Regions from separate parts of the Mus musculus genome. Here all the other regions are linked to region 1. The links are chromatin loops, found by intact Hi-C in ENCODE. Cell type or tissue: heart. All regions are shown on one strand.

Region 1 (8,000 bases):
TTCTTTTCCCTCACTCTCTACAAACCTGCACCTCCCTGTTACCCTGCAGCCTTTTGTGTGGCGGTGCCCCTTTTTCCTGAAGCCCCGTCATAGCTCTGTGCTGTGAGTTGTTCTTGGGCCTCTGCTCCTACACCTACAGACTTGGCTTGCTGTCTTCCAGTAACTCACGTCTCTGATGACTTCCTTTGCTTTCTTTATTGCTATGGATTTATTTCTTTTTATGCCTGTGATGGACTTAAAGAGAAACGAGAAGCAATCTATCCCCATTCTTGCCAGTTTGAATTTGAAGCTCTTATAAGGAGTTAAAAAATTCATGAATGAAGACATTTTAAAGGAATTATTAATTATTAAATATAAGCTCTTAGAACTTATATTTTTTATTTCATTAACCTCTTGTAATGTCCCTAAGTATCTCCATATTACAAATGAGACGACTGAGGCTCAGGATATCTCTTTATTTGTCTGAAGTTGTATGGCTGGTAAATGGTAGTAGGTCCAGTGTTTAAACCCAGGTTTTTTAAGTCTATATTTATGCTTTCTGTTACAGCTGGAAAAAAATGGCAGGGTTCATAGATTTGGGGGGAGGTTATACATAATAAAGAAAGATGGAGATTGTGTGCAGAATCACCTCAGGGACATACAGTCTCCAAGGTTGTGGCTGTTGTTGTTTTAATTACAAAAATAAAAACAGCAACCTGAGTTGTGTCCTTGGGAATAATCGGGACAGGAACTTCCTTGATGTTCAGGGATAGAAGCAGTAGGTGCAGGAGACAAGAACACTTGAGGACAGACCCAGGACAGTCCCAGGACAGACCCCAGGACAGATCCCAGGTGCATCTTTGTGGGGAGCGGGTGTGGCGGTAGTCCCAAAGGCGCCAGGGACTGCAGCTAAGTCATATGACTTGCACCTGACTTCCTCATATAAGACACAAACATCTTGAGTGCTGCGCAGGTGTACCAGGACACAGGTGAATCCAATTTGGTGGAGATTTGCCCCTGCTGCCCTGATTAGCTGAAGCCTCGTGACTGGCGAGGGGGCGTGGCCTGCGGTGAGAGAGAGTATAAAAGGAGTGAGAGGCCCAGGGTTCGGGGGAGATATAAACAAGGGAGATATAAAAACAAGGGAGATATAAACAAGGGAAATATAGAGAAAGAAGAAACAGGACTGAATAAACGTGTGCAGAAGGATCCTGTAGCAGCGTCGTTCTTCCTGGCCAGTTGAGCGCGCGCAACACATCTTGGCCATAGAAAAGCCTGATTAGAAAAACCAATCAGATCCAGACATTTCCATAGGGCAGGGTTGCTGAAGTTGGTAAATATGGGCAAAGAGTTACATCTGAGCTTTGGAGAGGCACTAAATAATTTTTTTTTCATGTAAATAAGTCTCACTTAGTGTGTGTGTGTGTGTGTGTGTGTGTATGTGTTAGCCTTCAGATTTAATGGGTCACCTATATTTCACCTGTCAGGAGTAAATGTAACATTTTTTGATTTAGACTTAAACTTGAGTATCTGTAGTTAGGGGTATCTAGTAGGGTCTTTGTGAGATGTTCAAGTTGATCAACATCAGTATGGGTCTTAAAGCACACTAGAACCAAAGAAATAGAATGAATGCCACATGAGAACCAGACCTCTAAAGAAACTCCTCAAAATGCCCAGCGTTGGCCCTGTTAGTTTGCTTATTTAAAAAGCAGTTTTCTGGGTCATTAGAAACATGCGTTTCTAAGAAAAGGGCTTAGATGTGTCTATTTTTAGCCCGTTGCTCAAAGTCATTGGGGTGTACAGAAATGGTTTAGCATTGCTGACACAGGTGAGCCAGCATCATCAGCCCATGTTAGCCAGGCCACATGGAACACACTGCTCAATTCCCAGAGCTGTGGGTTACGAAGAACTTAGTGAGTGAGCTATATGGCCTTGGCAAAGCCAGGGGGTAGGCTATGACACCATAGACACAGAGAGCCACGACTGTTTAGCCTGGAGAAGGTTCAAGACGACTTGGCTTCATTCTTTGCATACTTCTGCAGAGGAATGCTGGTGTATTTTTCTATCCGGTGCCCAGATGTTAAAATCTTGACCAATGAAAATGAAGATGAACAAATTTGGGCTTAGGACAAGGGTGCATGGGCCAGCCATCCTACCATCTGGCGAGAGTCAGCCTCTTTGGGAGACATCTCCAGCTTCAGGCTTGCTTATTTAGGAAATGGAAGATGAGGGCTTGCGCAGGCCTCCTTGGCTGCGCGTCTCTCAGAGTCTGGCCTGAAGGTCAAGTTTTTGAGTCACAGCCAGACACTTCCTACGGCCCCGGCCCATAAACCCCTGTGAGGGTTGAGAACTAGTGTGTGCTCCCTGAGATCAGTGGAAATAATTACAGCCTGGGGACACGAAAAACAGAACAAGCCCACACAGGCATCCTCTGGATTCTGACCAGCAGAGAAAATGTTGACAGTGACTTTCAAAAGCCGACACAGCCACCAGGTGATCATCACCCAAGGTCCTTTGTTCAGGGAAACAGGAAGTCTTCATCTGGGGTGAGACCTTGCTGAAAGATGCCAAGTGTTTTGGAGTAGGGGCCAGAAATCCTGCTTGTTGGACAGTTTGAGTTTGTGTAGCTCTTAGAGACTGCATGACCCTTATTTAGTTTTAATTTCTTCCCTTTAAAAGTAAATAGGCATTACCAGAATGACAACACAACATTTCTTTGAAGAACATGAGTTCTTATTCTGCTTTGATTGGGAATATTTGAAAATGCTGGCTTCGTGTTGTCCCTCAGTTCAAACCAACATACAACCCCAAAGACACATTTAAAGCCAAAAGTGCCATCCTTTTTTTTTTTTAAAAGAAGGACAAGACTTTTAAATCCTTAGAGTTCATGTCGACTTCAGCGGGAGAGGTAGCTACTCAGAAACTCGTTTTTTCCCCCCTCCTTTTCATAATACAATGAATTTTTAAAAAGCAAGCCCACTCATTACTGAAATTACCCCAGTCCTACTCACCGAAGTCAATTTGATTGACTGCAGTTACATAAGGCACAGCTGCCTTTGTTTCACGACACCCTCCCGGTGCTCAAGGTGCTCACGTTAGTCCTTGCCCTTTACCCTTAGATTCGCTCTCCTTGGAAGAGTCCGAACCAAGGAAAAATCCGGAGCAGTAAGAAGTGAGACTCATAAACAAGGACAGAAGCAGAGGCACGAAAAGTCAGGGGTGGGGGTGGGGACAGTGACTTGCAGTTGTGATTTGTGAAGGGGAAGGTCATGGGAGAGCTGAGTATGGAAGACAAGGCAGGCCCTCATAAACGTCCCTTGCCCATTGCAAGAGACAGGGGAATCAAGGGCTGTGCCCTAAGAAAGAATGTTTTCCTAACCCAGCATCTCCGTTAAAGTTCATAGGAGAACCTGAGGTCCAAGGGTGAACCTGAAGCCTTGCTTGCATTTATGTTTCCTTCAGCCCTGGGTGATCAGGCAGAAGGTTTCCACGATGTCAGATGTACAGCGAAAACCCGGACAGAGAAGGCCATAGGGAAAGAATGCTGCTGTGGGAGGGAACAGGGTCAGCTTCCCGCGGGGATGCGGACACAAAGCCCAAGGTGCTATACTCCTGTTGGCTGCTGACTGCAGGCCTGGCTGACATCAGGCCCTGATGATGCCTGTTAACACTGAGCAAAAGCGCCCTGTGCTTTTTCAGAATACAGCCCCAGCCCTTTCTGCTGCTTGGTGGGTTGATGCTAAATTAAACCAAGAGCTAGGAGGGGAAGTCAATTTCTATTTCTGGCTGCTTTAGACAATATGGAGTCCTGGGTGGGAAGGTTCACAACAGAGTGGATTTTCCAGGAAGTGCTGAGGTCTTCCTGCGTTTTGACGCCAGAATGTTGGCAAAAGCTTTCACGGTAGGACTTTTTTTTTTTTTTTTTTTTTTTTGTGCCTACTAAAGCAAGCTTTAGCTTTTAAGTAAGCAGAAATTTCCCTGGGATCTACTGCCCTCTGCTGGCGATGGCAGATACTTCCCTTCTCTTTCATCAGCTGCAAAGGATAGAATGAAAAACGAGTTAATTTAATAAATAACCCTCATGGGCAATGAAGAAGTCACATGTGAATTCCCTTAAATATAAGCTTACTGAGTTTATAATAAATGAATAATAAGTAAATAAATAAAATTAATTAATTAATTAGACTTTTTAGCTCCTCCTTGGCAAACTCCTCAAAACATGTACAACAGCAACCCCAAATTCTCACCACCCCTCTAAAATTTTAGGGATTTATTATATATAATAAACTGATCAAAGGATTCTAGTCAGCTATTTATAAACCTCCCCACAACCTCCTAAAACATAGCAGGGGGGTTATTTTAGATAAACTCTGGCTGTCCTGAATTTATGCTTTAATGAGCTCCCAGGTGGACAGTTTCATAAATCCACCGTCATGTGTCCAGCACCTCCTTGGTTAGTTAATATATACTGAAGACTAAACCATTCAAACTCCCTAAACAATAGATTCCATCAGTGCTCCTCCCTGGGCAGAAACTGCTACAGTCAAACAAAACAGGAGAAACCAGGGATGACCCCAGAGCATCTTCAAAGCCCAGCAAAACTTCCCCGCGGTTTTTGAGTCAAACTTGATAGTCCATGGAATAGCTCACCTGCCGCCAGAGACTTGTTTACTGCACTCTGATATGATCAAACAAATGCTCAGAAACTGGGGTAGATCCACACTTAGAGAAACAAACCTGTAGTGAAACTCAGCTGCAGAACCCGGATGAGAATTAATTGTCTCAAAAACCCTCAGCCCGTGGCTCCACCAGCCCAACAAGGCTGTGTCTTTATTAGTAATCAGAAGGAATTTGGTACATTGAACACTTTATCACAAGCCATGCTCACGGGTGAATTCTAATTAAAGCAGTTTTATGGCTTAAGAGACAGCCCAAACTTAAAAACATTTTTAAGAAAGGGAAGCTGCTACAAAGCCAGAAGACTGTGAGCTGATCTGTTTGTTTAACCCAGGTGGGCTCTAGAGTCAGTTACGTTCTCTTGTTTATAATTATTTGGGGGTTTGGAGGAGCCTCGAGTGGCTTTTTCCTCTCTCCTTTAAATTAAAGAGCAGCGTGCAGGCTGCTCCATTCGGTTCTGCTTGGGTAAGCCTCTACAGTGAATTGGGGTGTCCCATCACTTCCTGGAGGAACAGTTGGCTGCTGAGAGCAGGTTTATTTAAAGCAAGAAATTTCTTTAAATAAGTCTTTGGTCACGCTGTGGAGGGGGTTGCAAATGCAGCCTGACTGAGACTACCCATGCATGGGGGAGCCTGTAAAGGAATCTCTGCTTGTCTAACCATGTAAGTCCTAAGGAAGGCTTTATTTTAAATTCGAGACTTTATGTTCATTTTATTATACACAGTCTTAATTTGCGCCTCAAAAGAGGGGGCTCCAGGGCGGACATAAAATTAACTTCTCTTTCAGTGTGCTAACCTTTTGGTTTTAATTTATTCACTTGTCAATCTTATGAATGCCTGGTGAACTCAGGCTATTGATTTCCGTGGCCAATGCTATTTTTCCTGTTTATTATAATATATTGTCCCATTGTTACCAGCGCTTGCACTCAGCTAGATTTCCCACACAGTGGACAGGAAACCGTTCCATGGCATCAGACTTCCTTAGATTGATTTTCCAGAGGCTGGGAGGGACCTGCCCACTCCTAGCTCTTTGTGCTGGGACAGCCCAAGGGCCCCAGCAGGCCTCCTTGGACACTTCCTCCCAGGCCCCAGAGTGGGGGTGGCCTGTCGCCCCTCCCGAGACAGTCCCCGCAGCCCTGGGAAACGCTCCTTATCAGTGCCAAGGTTATGTCATTTCTTTTTACATACGATGTTTATTGTTTTTAGAGCCAGCACTGTGGGAATGTTCTTTTCAAGCGCGACAATAGGGCAGCCACAGAGGCAAACTGGTGAATCCCCAGCCCGGAGTTGCGGGCCGTCCATGCAGCTGGGTAGGGTGGCTCTGCGCAGGCTCCTGATTAATTGATTCAAAGATTTAGCACCAGTCTTTAACCGGGATCTTGCCTGTGGGTTGCTTAAAACACCAAGAACGCTTTTAAGGTGGTCCAGGAAATGAATCTGTTCCTTGCTCCGCCTCCCTTCCCCCACTCTAACTCCTTCCGCTCTGCCCTCCTCTCCCTCCTCCACATCTTCTCTCCTCAGTTCCCGGCTTTCCCTCTCTTCCTCTCTCCCTCCCTCCTCTCAACACTGCTGTTACTATTTTTTTTTCCTAAATACCCCCAAGCTTTGAAGGCAAGCATCAGCACGCAACCCATGATTTGGGATTTAAGAGACACCTGCCCTACATATAGGCTCCCAGTTTGAAATAATTTGAAACTCAACAAATTGCCTGAGACAACACATGTGGGGTTTTCATATTTTAGAAAAGTAGGTCGCTACAATTATTGACTTGCTCGAGTATGCACTATCAAACTAAAAATCATTATAATTTTTCTTATCATAAATTTGCTTTCTTAGGAATAGTTTACTGTGAAAATTTACCCATACCATGTAGTAGATAATATTATTTTTAAAAACTGGGTGCTATGCTTTGGAAGGAGTTATTAATTTACAGCCTGAAATCACGTATCCCCCACCCCCACCCCCCTAGGAATTCATTATCAATTAGAGAATCTCCTCCAGGAGGCGGGCAGATGAAAGAGTTCCAACCACAGGCTCAGTCCACCGAGGCGCTGGTGTGTGAAAGGCACTTTGGAGTCTCCTGGTTCCTCTGATTGAAGTGCAGGGGTTTGCGGGGATGGGAGGAAGAGAGAGCATTTGTTCTAAGGACTCCATCAAGGAGAACCCAGCTTGGGCATCTGAGAATACATCCTGAGGCCAGGGACGTAGCTTCTGCTGAAGGTTGCAGTTGCCCAGCAAGAATCCTTGCTATTGACAGAGACCCAGGGAGATTCAGGTTCAGATCAGTTGAAAATATAGATCCCACTTGTTTACCTCCGCAGGGGTGGCACTCACGGGGGTGGGGGGGCACTCACAACTTTTGCTGAGTTTCTGTGAACCATCTTGGAGGTTTAAACTGTCTAGAACCGGTGGGATCTCAGACAGGCTTTCAGATCTGTATACATTAGAGAACCTTGAGTTGCTCTTTGACTCGCTTGGAAACGGGTGGTATTTGAGACCCACTTTTGTCTTGGGAAGAAGCCACCAAATAGATGGTTTCCCTCTTAGGGGAGCAGGCATTTCCTTCTTAGTGAATACATACGGTGGATTCAGTTTGACTTGACCAGGTTCTAGGGGATGTGCAGGTAAGTTCTGCTTCACAGCAAAATGGAAATATTCATAGACAAGACACTAATTCTGTCTCCCAGAAGGGGCTGCGAGCTACCTCAGAGTTGCTTTGAATCATAGCAGAAGCAGGCAGACCATGGAGAAGGCCAGAGAACAGGTCATTTGTCTCTAAGGGGCATTTCCTGGTGTTGTCTGTATCCTTCTTTTCTTTTTAAAGACATGGTTGTAAAGATTTACCTTTGTTTACCCTTGCATTCCTCTGTCTGTGTGTGTGTGTGTGAAAATGTACCCCATGTATGTGCAGGTGCCTACTGAGGTCAGAGAAGGTATTAGATCTCCTTGGAGGTGCAGTTAGTTGGATTCTGATAATGGATGCTGGGAACACAATACTGATTCTCTTAATGAGAAGCTGAAAAACCAGCCTGCCTCTCTCTTAGGCTTAGAAGCCATCCTACAGTAACAACAAGCTAAGCTTATCCCTGTTTGTGCTTGTTATGCTATACCTCTGTTTCTCAAGGATTGGGCTATGCCACACCTATGACCTTACCTACAATGTTCTGTATTGCCTGTCCCAGGAATGGAAATCGAAATCATGGGATTTTTTTGTTTGTTTTGTTTTGTTTTCTTTGTTTCAAAAAGCTGTTTATAACCATCTTCCAACCCTACCTTGTTTTCAAAAGGTTGTGTGACAACCTGTGACTATCTTGTTATGACTCGGTGTTGTTATGACTGCCTTGT
Region 2 (8,000 bases), 220 kb before region 1:
CAAAACCACAGACCCATTACAGCAAATGCTGCAGTTTAAGATGTTTAAAAGTCTACAATTGTAGCTGATTTTGTTCATTACTTGATCAGGAGAGAGAGAGAGGAAAAAAATACCACAATTCTTTTTTTTTCTTTTTTCTTCAGGTTTTAAATGAACTGAGATTTTAATATTTATTTTCTAACTTTTGTAGCATGTTAAGCACAATGTTTTTCTTTCTCAAAGGTGGGGGAATCAGAAATCATGAAAAATATCTTGATCTAAAAAAATGGGAGACAAGGACAGTTATCATTTGTCGCTTGTGAGCGGGGAGTACAAGGGAAGCCTTGTTTAGTCTCCCTGCACTGTGGTCAGGGTATGACAGGCTACCCTGCCAGCCACAGAGACAAATTTGCCAGAGCTGCAGGTGTCACGCTCATATTGGAAGGTGTAAGTCGTTTGTCATGCATCTGGTTTTGCAGAAATACTGGGGCCGTAGGAATTTATAAACACAGTTCCCCTTAATTTGTGGAAGACATTATACAGATAGCATTTTTCTCGGGCCTAAGGCAGGAATCAGAGTCATTTCCCTCTTGGGGAGTGGGGCAGCGGGACTGCACTCTCAGTTTGGTGAGAGGAGTTATGGAAGTTAGTGGATGAATCACAGATTCAGGTCCTGAATTTCATTGCTCTGCACCAGCGTCTCCCAGCTCAGTACTGCTCACATTGCAAGCCCTGTAGCTCTGGACAGTTGGGGAGCTGGCCTGTCCATACCTTGCTTCTCTACTTGTTGTCATATTTAGGAAACACCCCAGGACATTTTAAAATGTTCCTTATGGCGGGGTGGGGTGGAGGAGTGAGGAAAGAAACCATTTTCTGTTGATTAATTTTTATTTTTTAACTAGACATACACTAGAGTCACCTGGGAAGAGGGAACCTCAGTCAAGAAATTGCCTTCATCAGATTGGCCCATAGGCTTGTCTATGTGGCATTTCCTTGGTTGGTAATTGACCTCGGAGGGTCCAACCCACTGTGGGCACTGCCATCCCTAGGCAGGTGGGACCGAGCTGGGGGAGGAGCCAGCCCAAGGAAAAAGCCAGTTAGTATCATTCCTCCATGGTCTCAGCTTCATCTTTGCATTGAGCTCCTGCCCTGGCCTCCCTCAACGCCTGTGATGTAGAAACATAAGTCAAATAAACCCGACCCCAGGCTGCTTTTGGTATGTGGCAGAGACATACACTGGAACACTCCCAGTTGAAGACCGCTACTGTAGATTCGCTTTATATTTGGGGCTGCTCACTTCATATACGTCATATACCATGTTAAAGGAGAGCGGCATTTCCCGGGGACAAAGGTCCGGCCTTGTTCCAAGGAGAGCAGGTGTTGTGACTTGCAGCGAGTCTTTCAGAACGCCCTGGCAACCATGGCTGCACCTGGGGCCAAGCTCAAGGAGTCTTTTATTAGACTTTAGAGCGTTCAGAAGAGTTGTATTTCCTAAAAGTCTCCCCTTACCTTCGGGGCAGTGCCCACTTCCATTTCAGTTGTAAATGCCTCCGTTGGCTCTTTTTTCTCACTGCTGAAATAACAGCCTGGCAGTAATGACTTTACGCTCAATGCGTTTGGTTGGGGATATGGTGCACCGTGCAGGGAAAGACTTGCCACTGGCATGTGAAGCCATAACATACGAGCTGGGGGTGCAGCTTCTTATATCTTGAGGATACTGGGGAAAAAGGGGTCTCTGGTTGAAATGTGGGCTGGTTATAGCCCATAATGTCTGTACCCAAGAAATCTATTTAAGGCGAGGGAGACCCCTCCCCGTAAGTCCCCCAAGTCCTCCCAAACGCTACCGGCAGCAGGAGACTAAGTTTCTATTAAATATAAGTCCACGAGGGATATTTCAGATCTAAACCATAATAGTAACTATAAAAAATACACAATTATATAGCGGAGAACTCAGCGTGTGTGTGTGTGTGTGTGTGTGTGTGTGTGTGTGTAGACTCCTTTTTCCATGGCAAGCATCTCCATGACTAATCAATCAGTGTGCTCCTTACCATTGAACTAAAAGGTCAAGTCTCATTGCAGATTTTTTTTTAACACCTCAGCAGTGTGTCAGAAGAAGGGCTTAGGTGGAAACCTCTGTGTCACAAGTTATTTGGTAACTAATGGTAGCTATGGACGCAACTTTATTTGAATTACGGTGGTAGTGGTGGATGCACTAAAGTCTAGAAACCAAAGAATGTGTCTGGCCAAACTTCATGTTTTCATAAATGATCTTATTGATTTTTATAAGACCCGAGGGAATCCAAGACGATTGCAGGTGCTGAAAAGCTCCATTATTTTCATGGGGTACCCACCTCAGTTTTAGAGGTGAGTACCTGTATGACCCGCTTCTCTTATTGCTGTGGCGATGTTCGCTGCAGAACGACTTAAAGGGTGAAGGTTGTGCCTGTGACATCAATTTCAGGTGCTCTCGAGGGCGGATGGGCATTAGCTTCCATGAGACACTTTGTGGGTGTCAAGTGGTGACTGGTGATTAAGGACCCGAGCTCCAGGCAGGCAGAGCAGGCAGCCTGCACAGCCATGACAACGGAAAGGAAGAGAGTCATTGAAAACAGGGTGGGCTCTGTTGCCCCTGCTGGTGGTGAGAAGAGACACTTGGTGTAGGTCGGGCCTGAGCTACTGAGCCAGGAAAGGAGTCAGAGAACTCACCCTGGACATCATTTGCTGAGAAAGCATCTCCCTCTAGGGTGAACGCTCACTCATTTTGAGGTGTGTGTGTGTGTGTTTGTGTGAAGATCTTCTCTTTCAAGTTCAGGGAGCCACAGAACTTGGCACACATTATCAAAAGATGGAAACCAAACTACCAGGTTCAGTTTCTTTTAGGAGCCATATTCCATTCTGGGGGGAGGAACGAGCCATCAATGTGGACCCTACTTTAGGCTCCTCCCATACCCACAGGAAATTTTGATACATACTAAAGTTAGAAAGCATTGATCTAAGCCATACACATCTGGGTTTTGGTACACTTTCTGGGTGTTAGCGTGTAGTGACTCAGGGTGGGAGATGTCTCTGTTTTTGCACATGCTATTGGTTTGTGAATGCAGCCCATGATCAAAGAGGACAAAATTCTAGGTTGCTCTCTAATCCAGGTGTCCTGGCCTTGTGGGCCAAACCATATCGGGGAATGTGTTGGAGGCGCTGAACAAATATAAGGACACCTAGCTCAGGGGGTTCTGAAGGAATGGTGAAGCAGTGGAGATCTGGGGAAGATCAAGCTGAGGACAGGCTGGGGACAGTGCATGCTTCCTTGGACACCAGAAGCTTGCCTGCCATCCACTCCCTGGGATCCTCACATCCCAGGAATGTGGTGGTTTCAGCAATCAGTTTATCACAGTTTAACACTTCCAGGTCTATTCCAGTGTCAGCCTATGTCCAAGGAATGTGTGTATGTTGGGAGTGGGGTGAGTCTCCAGGCCGGGGGACAATATAGCAGGAGGAGTTTCCTGGCTGGACTGGCTTCTTAACACTACTAACATATTTTCGCACATTGGGAGAGTTTCATGAGGTCCTCTTGTTCCCAAATATCTTTGACTCACCTTATTCAGTGGCCTGTGTTCAGAGTGGGATCTGATTATTTGGAGAACTCAAACAACTGTGCAAGAAGGAAGCCAGACAGGTACCAAGGCTGTTGGGAAAGCCTGGTCATTGAGGGGGATGGCCTGGGAGCTGAGATATATTGAGACCAAGAAAGTCAAAGGACTTCTGAGAAGGGCTGAAAAGCTATTCTCTTGCGTAGGCCATGCTCACAGGTACATGACAGGGGTTATCGCAAATAAGGGCCTTGGAGTACAGTGGTGTCAGGAGCCAAGGTGAACACAAGAATACTGTGGACCTTGAGAACAGAGAAGGGGAGTGGGGGACCCAAGACTGCAGAGAGAAGGCGTCTGGTTTGCAGCTTTATTGGCCACCTCCGCCTCAGCCTTTGCTAACCACTGTGTGGTTGTGAGGGAGAGGAGGTGGTCACCATGCCATTGTGGTTCCTGAGTCAGCCAGAGCCCATTGCCGCCAGGGAACCAGACTCCGTGAAATGTTAATTATCTGTTAGAAAAAACAGTTTATTTTATACAATGCTGAAAACAAAAATCCAATCCCCGAGCGGGCTCTGTCATTTGACTCGCGCAATGTACATTTATTTATGCCCCGTAAAGGTACAGGGAAAGCCATACAGTGGTCTTTTTAAAAAGGTGATAACACGTTCTTTACACTAAACCGTAACACCTACGCACACAGTGATTGAGTTATAGTCAGAAAGGCACCATAAATGACATTTCCTCCCACTAATTTCACATTGCCTGTGCAGCTCTGGGGAGTAACATTACTCTTCAACAGAAAAATGTCCTATCCCACCCTGGCAACGCCTCACAGCACTTGTATTCCCGTCAGTTTTTTTTTTTTATCAGCTTGACTTGCCCTGTTTCTTCAGGGGTAACTTGTTCTCTGATGCTAGTCTGCATTTTATGGAGTGTGGAGTCATAGCAGTTTCCTTGTCCTGGTCCCATTAGCTTCCTGGTCCTATTGTTTGGAGTCTCCAGATCCTGATGTGTAATCCAACTGTTTCCCCACTATGTGGGAAGCGGAAAGCTGCCGGCCTATGTCTTGAACAACCCAAGCTAGAGCTTTCCTTTCCCAGGAAGATGCTGGCAAGACTTTCTGGGATGCAGCGCACACAGCAGCTGTGCACAGGGAGTGTGTCTGGTGGGTCCCGTCACTGGGTTGGAATCTGCTGGCAGCATGATTTCTGAGTTAAGTCTAAAACTCTGAAAGGAAGATCTCAACAGTATTTGGGTCTGTTTCTTGGTGGGTTTCAACTTTTTGCACCGGGTTATGTTTTTTATTCTGCTGTTTTCAAGTTCTTGATTCTACACCCTCCCCCAACCATCCCCCCCCCCAATTGTTGTTGTTCTCCTCCTTCTCCTCTTCTTACTCCTCCACCATATTGTAATGAACTCACATTTAACAGTACATGTAGCTAGATGAATGTAGACCGTGCAGGTAGAAAGAGACAGGAGTCGTAAATGATAATAGTTTTTCTGATTTCGACCCTGTCACAGTTGTTCTTTTTCATCCTGATGCTCACGTCTTCCGAATGCAGAGTTGTAGACTGAGCAAACACTTGCTTGGATGGTTCCCATCTCATGAGACAAGTTGACTCTCAGTCCATTGTGTTGACTCTCAGTCCATTGTGGAAGAAGTCACCTGACTCACATCCCCTCAGTTTCTCTCCAGCTCCGAATTCCTCTATGCAGCTCCTGACTTTTCTACTTTGACCCAACCCAGAGCTGGCTTTCTTTTCACAGACTAGTGCCCCTGCCCACAACGCTGCTTGGCATATCCCTTCTTCGCCCTGTAAGTGTCTTCTTTCACAGAAGGAAGGTGAAAGAGTAATCTATTTATTTTTGTTTTTGAAACAAGAGTTTCCCTGTGTAGCTCTGGCTGTCTTGGAACGCTGTAGACAAGGCTAGCCTTGAACTCAGAAATCGCCTGCCTCTGGCAGCAGAGTGCTGGGATCAAAGGTGTGTGCCACCCCTCATTGAAAGAGTAATTTATAAACAGTAGATTGTACAGAGCCTTGTCCCATGAAGGAGGTGATCTGTGTCTTAGGCCCTTTGCTGTCACTGTTTTTCATGCCAAACATTTTCACTTTGGAGAAATCACCATGGAAGCCATCTTGGTGTCCCACTCTCCCCCTTGAAGCACACCAGTCTTCCTCCGAACTCCTCCATAACTGTGCAGAGCTTAGATTCTGGCTTATTACGAAGCAGGAAGCAAACGTGGGGGCGGAAAAAGCCGAGAAGGTCTGGAGGCGGGGACACCTGTTAACAGCAATCAGGAGTCTAAGGAATCAGGAGGTGATGAAGATGGGCACTGGGTGTGTCAGGCAGAACAGGAGAACTCAGGGAGAAATGTCACACTGGCCTCATCCGTAGGCAGCTGCTGCTACAATGACAGTGTGTGGGGTTTGCAGGGTGTTTAAGCAAATATGGGCCTGTTACAGATAGAAGGACCACGAGGGGAGAATTACCTGATGTGGGGGTCAATGATGAGATAGATCTTAGGCACACTGATATAGGATGCTAGGATGGCAGGAATCTTAATTTTTAATTGCTATTGGAGAAATTGCAGTGAAGCCAACGTGACCAAGACAATGTGTCAAAGAAAGCATTTAACTCAGGCTCATGGTCCCAGAGGGCTAGAGTTCTTGACCTTGATGGTGGACAGCATGACAGCAGCAGGCAGCACGAGGCTGGAGCAATAGCTGAGAGACCAGTGTGGTGCACAGAGAATTAACTAGCCCAGGCTGGCATGGGCATTTGAAACCTCAAAACCCACTCTCAGTAGCACACCTCCTCCAACAAGGCCACAATTCCTAAACAGACTATGAACTGGGAACCAAACTTTCAAATATCTGAGCAGATGGAGGCCATTCTTGTTCATACCACCATAACTGGCTTTGTTGCTTTTGTGCCTAGGGTCAGGAGAGCATATAAAAGCAGTTAGAGCGGGCAGGGGGAAGTCAGGAGGCTACAGGAGAACAAAGAGAATGGGCTGGAGTCCTGTTAACCCTTCTGATCGTCTGTGCCCTTCCTTCCTACCTCTTAGAAATCTCATTGTTTACTAAACACCCTCAGGGACCAGGCTCCACCACTTTGACATTTGGGTGACATTTCACACCCAAACTGCAGCAGAGGTCGTTGGGCCCTGCTAATTAAGCCTAAGTCTACTGTTATCCAGACAGTCCTCTGAGTTTGGTGCTAAATGGGGCACTCCCTTTATCAGCAGGGCTTTTCCTTTTCTGACATTGTCTGGGGAGCTGCTAATCCAGATTCCCTCTACCTGCATAAAGTCGAATAGCTTTGGCGAGATTACAGGTTCAGCTTCCTTCCTCCTGATAAGACCCTGTCTAGTAAGTACCTGAGATTCCTGGAATGCCTCTCCATGCAAATGAGGCATACAGAGAACTTTAAAACTCTAGCCACTGATTTTTTTCATTTACCCTGAAAACTCCTTCCCACTTTCCAGAGTCCATATTTAACCCTGGTTCACCCTAAATAAAGTGTATATGCTCACAAGCTAAGATCAACTCAGCGAGCTGTCTCATTGAAGGTCCTCAGAGAGGCCTTCACCTAAAAGACCTTAACACTAAAATCTTGGAAGAAAGCCTTCTCTCCCGGTCACCCCCCATCCCCTCCAGCACTCAGTCCCAGGGGGACCGGAATCTTCAGTGCTCTACCTATTCAGGACTCTGATTCATCCTCGCCCAGTGTGTAGAGGTGTCTGGACACCCTGAGAGGAAGGAAGCAGGGGACTCTAAACCACAGCTGGTGTCCAAAAAACGCATACCAGAAGAGGTTGTCTATATTACCTTACACAAGATGACCACAGGGTACAGTGGGCAAAGCCCTGTTTTAGAAACTAGTCTATAGATAAAGATCTGCAAATCCTGCTCTTGCCCTCAGGATGCAGGCTCTCTAACAGTGGAGGCAGAACAGCAACAAGGAGTTGCCATCCGGTTCCCAAGTGTCATCACAAAGGCGAAGAAGAAGTCTGTCCTTGTCTCCAGGGTGGAGTGGGTGGTGTAATAGCCTGCTGTCTCTCTACCACTGAGAGGAAATGAATACAGAGAGGTGAGGTGTCGTCCTCAAAGTCACTCACCTACAAAGGTCGTTTTACTCACCTTCTCTTAGACCTGCCCGTGTGAAAGAGCTTTCCACACCATGCTATGGGGAGAGCCACACCCTTGATGGCCGACACTGGTCAGATGAGACACACAGCAGCTCATCTGTCACATCCGCTCACGGTTTGGGAAGAAAGAGACTGCAGTAGTACAGGGCCATTGGTGGACATTCATAAATAAAGCAAACTCAGGAAGAGTCAAAAGACAAACATTGAGAAAATACATCGAGATAGGGACTTCAACAAGGGCTTTCTGGAAAGGACTCCAGCAGCCCAGGGAACGACAGTGT
Region 3 (8,000 bases), 260 kb before region 1:
CCCATTTTCTCCAGCCCTACTGATTCATGTGGCAATCTGTCTCCTCCCTCTGTCCTGCAACCAACTCCATGAGGTCTGTTTCTCTGGAAAAGAAGCGCTGGAGATATGCACTCACATGTATTTTCTGGGGGAGTGACTGTGGCACCTCTGTTGACCGAGGATGAACTGATGTCAACGTTCCCAGGCATGGAGTGCTGTGAGGTGCTTTCTTGCTCCTTGGGCTTGGTAACGTAAGCAGTCACCCTTCTGTTTGTTGCTTCCTTCTCTCTCCCCCTTCCTTTCTCCTGGATGTCTTTCTTTCTGGGGACATGCTCCTGGCTGGAACAATACCACCCAGAAGCTGAAGTGACAAAACCTAGTTTCCTTCCTCACGCTCACTGTTGGTGTCTGAGTCCATGTCATCAGTGACTTTTGCCCTATTCCTAAGGCACAGGAGCAGTGACATGACTCCTGGGTGAAGAGCTCTGCTGCTGGGACTTCTGGTACTGCCCACTCCCCAGGTCTGCCCCTGGGACTTTATGGACACACACAGAGTCTTGTCCCTGTAGTTATGAGGGAATATGTGTTGCAAGCAGTGGTTTTGTTAAATAGGGAAACAAGGTGTATGCTTATGATTGTGTTACTTGTTGAAGATGGTTGTTTCTTTATCTCTCTCCTGTAGCAGGAGGTATAGCATGTGCTTAGTGTGCACAAATCCCTTGGGTAGCAGCTACATACATACATACATACCCAGCTACCTACCTACATAGGTACGTACAGACAGACGAACAGATAGATAGATAAATAGATAGATAGATAGATAGGCAGGCAGGCAGGTGTGCGTGAACACACACACACACACACACACACACACAAACCCCTTCACTCCTAAGAGGCAATGCAGGAGTGGAACATTCCTCTTGCTCATCTCAGAAGAAGGAAGCTTCTCACTATGGCAGGCTTTCACCAGGGTGTGATTTCTTTATCAGACAACCATGTCATTGTTATCTTGAACCCTTTAAAGAGCCCCGATGTCCAGCAAAGCTCACCTGCTGTCCTCACAGGCTTCTACCCTCCCTCTCTCCCCATCTTGCACCTTGGATCACTGATATTAGGCTAAGCTCCCCCTAGTGGTGAACAAGGCAAACCATGCACTGACACCGGGGTCACAAAAGCTGCAGTTCAAATACAACTGAAAAGATACGACTTCAGGTAGAGAAGGAAAGGACTCGTAAGTCAGAGGATGTAAAACTGTTGTGTTAACCACTAGAATGTCAGCCCAGAAACTGCAAGATATGTTCTGTTATTATTCACAAAAATTGATTGATGAAAAAGAAATAAGATAATTTCATTGTATTGGAATTGTGATATAAATGAAGCAGAATGCTATAAAATACATTGGTTGTAGCAATTTGAGTGAAACTCGCGTATTTAACTGGTACATCTGATTGGTAGTTATATCTTGCAAACAGTGGGGTGAGCAGTTGTGAAGCAAAGAGGGCTTGGAAGCTTTTCCTGCAACCAAAGTTTCATGTGATCCTGGGCTGACGTCACATGTTCACGCTGAGAGGCAGATGACCTCAGTCAATTACTTATAAATTCTTTCTCTATAAGCTTAACTCTGAGCCACCGGGGAGAGGTGCGAGCAGTGCTGGGCAGAGCCAGGATAGTGGGGCAGAGTACCAAGGGTCTTGGAGGTGGTCAAGGGTTTGAACAGGGAACTTGTCCCGCTGTTTTTCAGACACAGCTTTTTGAAATTGTATTTTGGGAGTCCGTTGGAAGATTTCTGTCCGAGGAGTGGTGGTAGTTGAGGTCAGGCACCAAAACACACATTCCTTCTGTATTTCCTGTAGCAGATGGGAATATTTTAACTCATCTTGACAACATCATGGACAGGAGTGGGCTTTATGGGAATGCCAAGGCAGAGACACAAAAGCTAGCCCATCTTGCACTGTGACATTCTAAGGCCAGCACAAGTGCACCCTGGCACATGAGTGTATTGGGCATGCATCCAGGTGTTCACATACAGAGAGTGTGTACCGAGGTGAAGCCATGGCCTCCCAGGACAGAGGGATAGATCACCCACACTCGAGCACTCAGCAACATGAACAGACTGCCATTGTTGTATGGCTCAGACGATTCAGGTCCTGTCCTGAATCTTGACTTGGTTGCATAGTTTCATAGTATCTTTCAGAACTCAAAGCTCAATTCTGTGCTAATGAGTTGGCATCGGAATGTCCTCGGTTTCTACTAGTTTGTGTGGTAAAGATGAGAATATTATCTACTGCCAACATGGGTGCTGGTTTCACCCGTTTCTACACAATAAAGAGCAAAGACGGGCAGGTTTTTATAAGAATCTCTTCTCGTGTGGCTTACGATGTGTCTCAAAACCATCACCTGAAACATTTCTGCCGTGGGAGAGAGCACTAAAGAGATCTCAGGCTACACAGCCTTGATTTTTTTTTTTTTGGTCAATATACTGTGCATTAATCTGACAGTGACCAAGGATGATAATAATAATAATAATAATAATAATAATAATAATAAAAAGCACCCAGACTAAAACCTCTTCTCATTCTCATGAATACGCACAGCCCAGGCCTTGGGGTACCTCCCTGATATATTGCTTTTTTCATGCTCAATGTGGTCATTTGGAGAATGTTAGCGTAGACCTCTATGGCTGGAACTGCTGCCTAGAGACAGGAAATGAACCAGTTCTAGGTCGGCCTGTCAACATCAGGCTTCCAACAACCAGCTGAAACCGAGGCTGCTTCTGTTACACGGAGTTCCCAAGAATATTTTTGAAAAAGAAGCAGTTGTCACACAGCAAAAGCCAAATCCTGGGTTGGTTTCCAAGGGCAGTGATACTCTTAAGTGATTCCAGCTCCCAAGCTATTTAAAATCAGCTTAAGCAGACAAAGTACGACTCCAAACCGGTCACCTCTGGTTAGCAGTCCATCTACAATTCCATCCATTTGGAATGAAAGAGGAGACTGATGGCATCTTTGGAAAGATTGTAAGTCTAGTCTGGGGGATGGTCAGCTGTGATCCAGAAAACACTTCTTGCTGGCAGAGCCAGATGGCAGGCAGGCAGGCACTCTGAACTTCGTGTTGGAAGTTGCTTATGGGAAAGCTTGCACTGGATCCTCCAACTGAAATGAATGTTCTGGAAAAGACATCTGCAGAGTGAAGAAGTGGGTTTGGAGTCCAGCTGTCCCCGAGTTTAAGGATGTTTTGAAGAAACGTGAGAGTTGAAAATTGAATCTGAAATCGTAACCCGGGAGAGGCCTTACTGTGCAGCTGCACCTTTAAGGACATGGTAAGATCTGGTCGGCTTGCAGAAGTTTCTGTGGCAAATGCCACTGCATACAAACTCTGTGCACCGGCGTTCATTTGCTCAACCCTCACGGTTGTGCATTTTTGCATGATAGTTTCCCGAGCTTACAGCAAGGGTCAGCTGAGATTTGTCCTGGGGAGAGAGAAGTCAAGGCGCCAGTCGATTGTCTCTGTGAACCGCTCAGAACAATGCGATGCTTCTGGACTGGTCAGTAGAGAACCAGCCCTTCACACTCTGGGTTCATGTTCAGAATTTCACATAGACAGCTTTTCTATCCAGAAGTACTTCACTACTCAGGTAAAACCTGATTATTTGTGAACACTATATTATTGTATAAAAGAGACCTCTGTGCTGACCTACACCAGGGGATAGTGAACCAGTGGCTCCTTCTAAGGTATGTTATATTTGATTAGTTTAATATTCCATAATATTTCATCTGTCCTTCATATTTTTGGTGGCTTATGAAACAATACTCTCTAGATTTCACTGCAAGTGGAAAGTTGGCTTGGAAACTCTCTATCCAATTATTCCCGTATACATTTGAAAACAAATCTTTTTTACTTTTTTGGAAGTTTTTACAGGAGTCGATAAAAATAGGAAACTTCAGGTTTCAGATGTTTTATTGCATTTTTGTGGCATAATAACAGCTTCATTAAAAATAACTCCACAGTACAATGTAGACGTTGTGAGGCGCTTAAACACTCGCGCCACCGGCTTTCTCTGCAAAATGTCGTGTCAGGGAAGCTGTGCTGGTTTGTAGTTTATATTTCATTCTGCTGGTTTTTTGTAAGGTATTGGGTTACCACCCCCTACTGCATGGTCGTACAGGCAGAAGAGGCTGCCAGTTGTATGCTGCGGAGTATGGAGGCTCTGGACACTTCCTAGCTGAGACATCCTTGTACCAAGATGCTGGAGTCAGCTTCCCTCATGGGAAGGGCTAAGCTCACTCTTGGGACAGCTCTTTTCTGTAGTGTCCTGTTTGGTTGCTGGAAGGAAATGTTGTGGGGGTAAGGACGAGCCTTTCTCCTCTGAGTTTGGAAAATGATTTTAAGATGATGAGTGTGTGGGGAGGAGCCAAAAAGGCATCTGATCCATTGGGTTTTTGTTAGTCCACTATCCTTTCCAGCTCCCCCCCCACTCCCCCCGCCCAACTGTGCTCAAATGTCTCTGGCCATGGGAAACTCAGTTTCCAAAGGCAGTACCTTCTGTCTGGACACAGCCTTGGCACTGGAGTTCTTCTTGATGTGGGGCTGAGATCTGGCTTAGCTCAGCTTCCACCCATTGTTCTTAGCTGTGTGCCTGTGGTTCATGAGAGCGCTTTTCCTACTCCACAACAATTCGGCTCACAGAAGGAAGGCAGTAAGACAGAGCAGGAGGGTGAAGCTGGGGAGACAAAGCAAGTCTCTTTGACCCTTGGTCTCCTTTGCTGTGAAATGGTGATTGTGGGCCTGACCTGACCATTCAGGGTTCTGGGGAGTTGGGAAGGTATGGTCAGAGCACAGCCCAGCAAAGTACAGAAAGCCAGCAGCACAGGACCTTCTGCATCTTTACCTATGGTCTGGCTCTGTATACTCATCCATTCTTGTCTGTTGAAGCTTGGGGCTCTCCACTTCTTTCTCTCTCGTTAGCTTTGTCTTACCTCGCACATCTCCTATCTTTTCTTAGAGGTGTTGTCTGCTACAGAATGTGGGAGCTTCTCCCCTAGACCTAACCACTGAACGGAGCTTGGTTCTCTTAAAAAGAAAGCACAAATTGGGGCTGACTTACAAGTTCAGAGGTTTAGTCCATTATCATGATGGGAAGCATGGTGGCGTGCAGGCAGATGAGGCATTGAAAAGGGAGCAGAGAGTTCTACATCTGGACCTGAAGGCAGCAGGAAGAGAGAATCACACTGGGGCTGGCTTGACTATTTGTGAAACCTCGAAACCAGTGACACACTTTCTCGGACAAAGCCACACCTCCCAGTTGTGCCATTCTCTGATAACCAAGGATCCAAATCACTGAGCCTATGGGGGACCATTCCTATTCAAATAATCACATTCCACTCCCTGGCTCTCAAAGGCTTGTAGAAATATCATAATGCAGAAATGCATTTAGTCCAACTTCAAAAGTCCCCATAGTCTATAATAGTCTCAACATTGTTCAAAAGTCCAAAGTTCAAAGTCTTTTCTGAGATTCATGGCAGTCTCTTAACTATAACCATCTGTAAAATCAAAATGAAAAAGCAGATCACATACTTGTAACATACAATGGCGCAGGATATACATGCCAATTCCAAAAGGGAGGGAAAGAAAGATACGAGGAAATACTAGACCAAGGCAAGACTGAAAACCAGCCGGGCAAACTCTAAACTCTGCACCTCCATGTCTGATGTCAAAGTGCTCTTCAGGTTTCCAACTTCTTTCAGCTTTATTGACTGCACCACACTTCTTTCTCCTGGGCTGTTTCCACTCCCTGTTGGCAGATATTCTGAGTCCATATCCCAGGGCTCTGGTGTCTCTAACATTGAGAGGTCTCCACGGCAATGCAGGCTTCTTCTTCACAGCTTCAGGAGAAGGTCTCTCTGGGCTTCCATGAAGGGATATCCCTGCTACGCACCTGGTCTCTGGTTTCCAGAGATTCCATAACCCCTCTCTTGTATCCTTGACTCTAAAGCCAGTACCATGTGGAAAAAGGTCACTTTATTTAAATGCATTTTCACCAGCTTCCTATTTTCAATCGTTTCCTTTACTACCTAAGCTTGGCTGTCCTAGAACTTGATCTGTGGCCCAGGCTGGCCTCAAACTCAGAGATCTGCCTACTCCAGCCTCCATAATGCTGGGGCTAAAGGCGTGCACCACCAAGGTAGTGTATATATATATGTTGGAAGCTTAGCTGTGTGGGGTCTTGCCCTGAGGTCACCACTCCCTTTGTTCCATTTAGCATCAGGCTTTTCTGTAGACTTTCCCCCAGTGTTTCTTTTCTCCTCAAACTGTACACTTTGTTCAGATTGCTCCTTTTCATTGTAGATCTGCATCCATGTCCTACTAATAACCAAGCGACACAGTTAATACTGGGCTGTATGGAAATCTCCTTTGCCAAAGCTGTTAATCTGTAAGTCTTCAATTTATCCTCGGGCAGATATTTTTTGGACAATGACAGAAAGCCGCCATATAAATATCACCAAAATATCACAAGAAAGGTCTCTAGGCCACATATTAATATTCTTCTCCTCTGTTACCTCTTGACTCATGCCCCCTACACTTCAGATCACCCCCAGTACCACTGTCTTACATGCTCCTATGAGTATGATCCATTAAACCCCACTTAAAGCATTCAACTGCTTTCCAAACCCCAAATCCACATTCCTTCAAACAAAAGCATGGTCAGGCCTATCACAGCAATACTCCAGTCCCTAGTACTAACTTCTATGATGTTTAGGGCTTCTGTTACTATGAAGAGACACCATGACTCTTATAAAAGAATTCATTTAATTGAGGTAGCATATAGGTTCATAGGTTTAGTACATTATCATTATAGTGGTAAGCATGGTGGTACAAAGGCAGACATGGCGCTGGAGAAGAACCAAGGGTTCTACATCCAGATCCACAGGCAGCAGGAAGAGAGAGACGCTGAGACCGTTTTGAACATTTGAAACCCAAAACCTGTCCCCCAGAGTCACAGTTCTTCCCACAAGGACACACCTCGTAATAGTGCCCCTCCGTGGTGACCAAGCATTCAAATCTATGAGACTTTGGGGGCCATTCTTATTCAAACCACCATACCTTCTTATAACATTTTGCCCTCCTTTCCTGGGGGCTGTAGAACAGAAAGTGGCAGGAATGAGGGGACAGAGCTTTTTGTCTTCTCAGCAAAATGTTGGGGGATTTTTAAAATAACTTTACAAGGGTCTGAGATCCTTTTAGTTTCTCTTATTTTATTCTCTGTAGTAACAAGAGTGAGCCCAGTGCACATGTTTTAGGCAAGTGCTCTACCGCGGAGCCATGTCCCCAGATCCCCCTTCCCTTGTGATTTTGGGACAGTCTTTTTAAGTTGCCTGTGCTCCCTTTGAACTCCTGTGCAAACCAGACAGGACTTGAACATGTGATTTCCCTGCCTCAGCCTTCTAAGTAACTGAGACGACAGATCTGCACAGATCATGCATGGTCACTTAAAACAACTATGTGAGTTACAGTCCTAGTCATGGGTCTCCAGAAAAAGACAGCCAATAGGAGATCCATCTATGTTTTCAAGCATGTGAAGGAGGACAGGATGGAGCACTGATTGGTTCATGTGATTATGGAGACAGAGACATCCCCTGCCCACCAAGTTCAACCTGAGGAACAATGAAAGCTGTGTGACCCATGTCATACCTGGAAGCTTGATAACAAGGTGGGAGAGTGTTGACCCTAGGTCCAAGTGGGGCACTCGATGAGATGCCTCACCTCGAAGTTCAAGGGAGACTGACTAAAGGGCTGTCTCGCTTTCCTCTGCCTCTGCTCTCTCCAGGTCCTCCAACAATCAGACGATGCCCATACACATGCATTAGTGCCCCTTGCATTACTGAGCCCTCATGCTCAAATGTCAGCCTACTCTGGAAATGGCGTAGCCATACCCAGGAAGTGCAATCTGGGTACCCTATAACCAGTCGAACCCCAGGGAGAATCAATGGCCGCAGTTATTTTTGTGAGTTTTGTAATTTCAT

Evidence for each region. A loop is a pair of places that touch in the nucleus more often than their neighbours do. Peaks named below come from ENCODE experiments on the same cell type or tissue, not always from the same donor. Only the 100,000 strongest peaks of a DNase experiment are listed, where the experiment ranks them.
Region 2: it touches region 1 in a loop (7-fold over the local background); 4 of 42 quality-filtered maps call a loop at or near these places.
Region 3: a loop joins it to region 1, with 6 times the contacts of the local background. A loop is called at or near these places in 9 of 42 quality-filtered maps.

What each region holds. Positions count from the first base shown.
Region 1 is chr8:8,988,991-8,996,990 of GRCm38, forward strand. No RefSeq gene overlaps it. Among named protein-coding and RNA genes, the nearest start is that of 4933430N04Rik, 140 kb to the right of the region's middle. In heart, a CTCF peak has its summit at 3,989 (motif pointing left); DNase peaks (open chromatin) are centred at 2,221, 3,751 and 5,771; H3K4me3 peaks cover 1,327 bases; H3K27ac peaks cover 5,044 bases.
Region 2 is chr8:8,768,011-8,776,010 of GRCm38, forward strand. No RefSeq gene overlaps it. Among named protein-coding and RNA genes, the nearest start is that of Gm39127, 49 kb to the left of the region's middle. In heart, a CTCF peak has its summit at 2,619; a DNase peak (open chromatin) is centred at 4,551; H3K27ac peaks cover 316 bases.
Region 3 is chr8:8,732,914-8,740,913 of GRCm38, forward strand. The region is part of intron 2 of Gm39127 (a long non-coding RNA gene); the gene reads left to right. Among named protein-coding and RNA genes, the nearest start is that of Gm39127, 14 kb to the left of the region's middle. In heart, a CTCF peak has its summit at 1,115 (motif pointing left); DNase peaks (open chromatin) are centred at 1,088 and 4,598.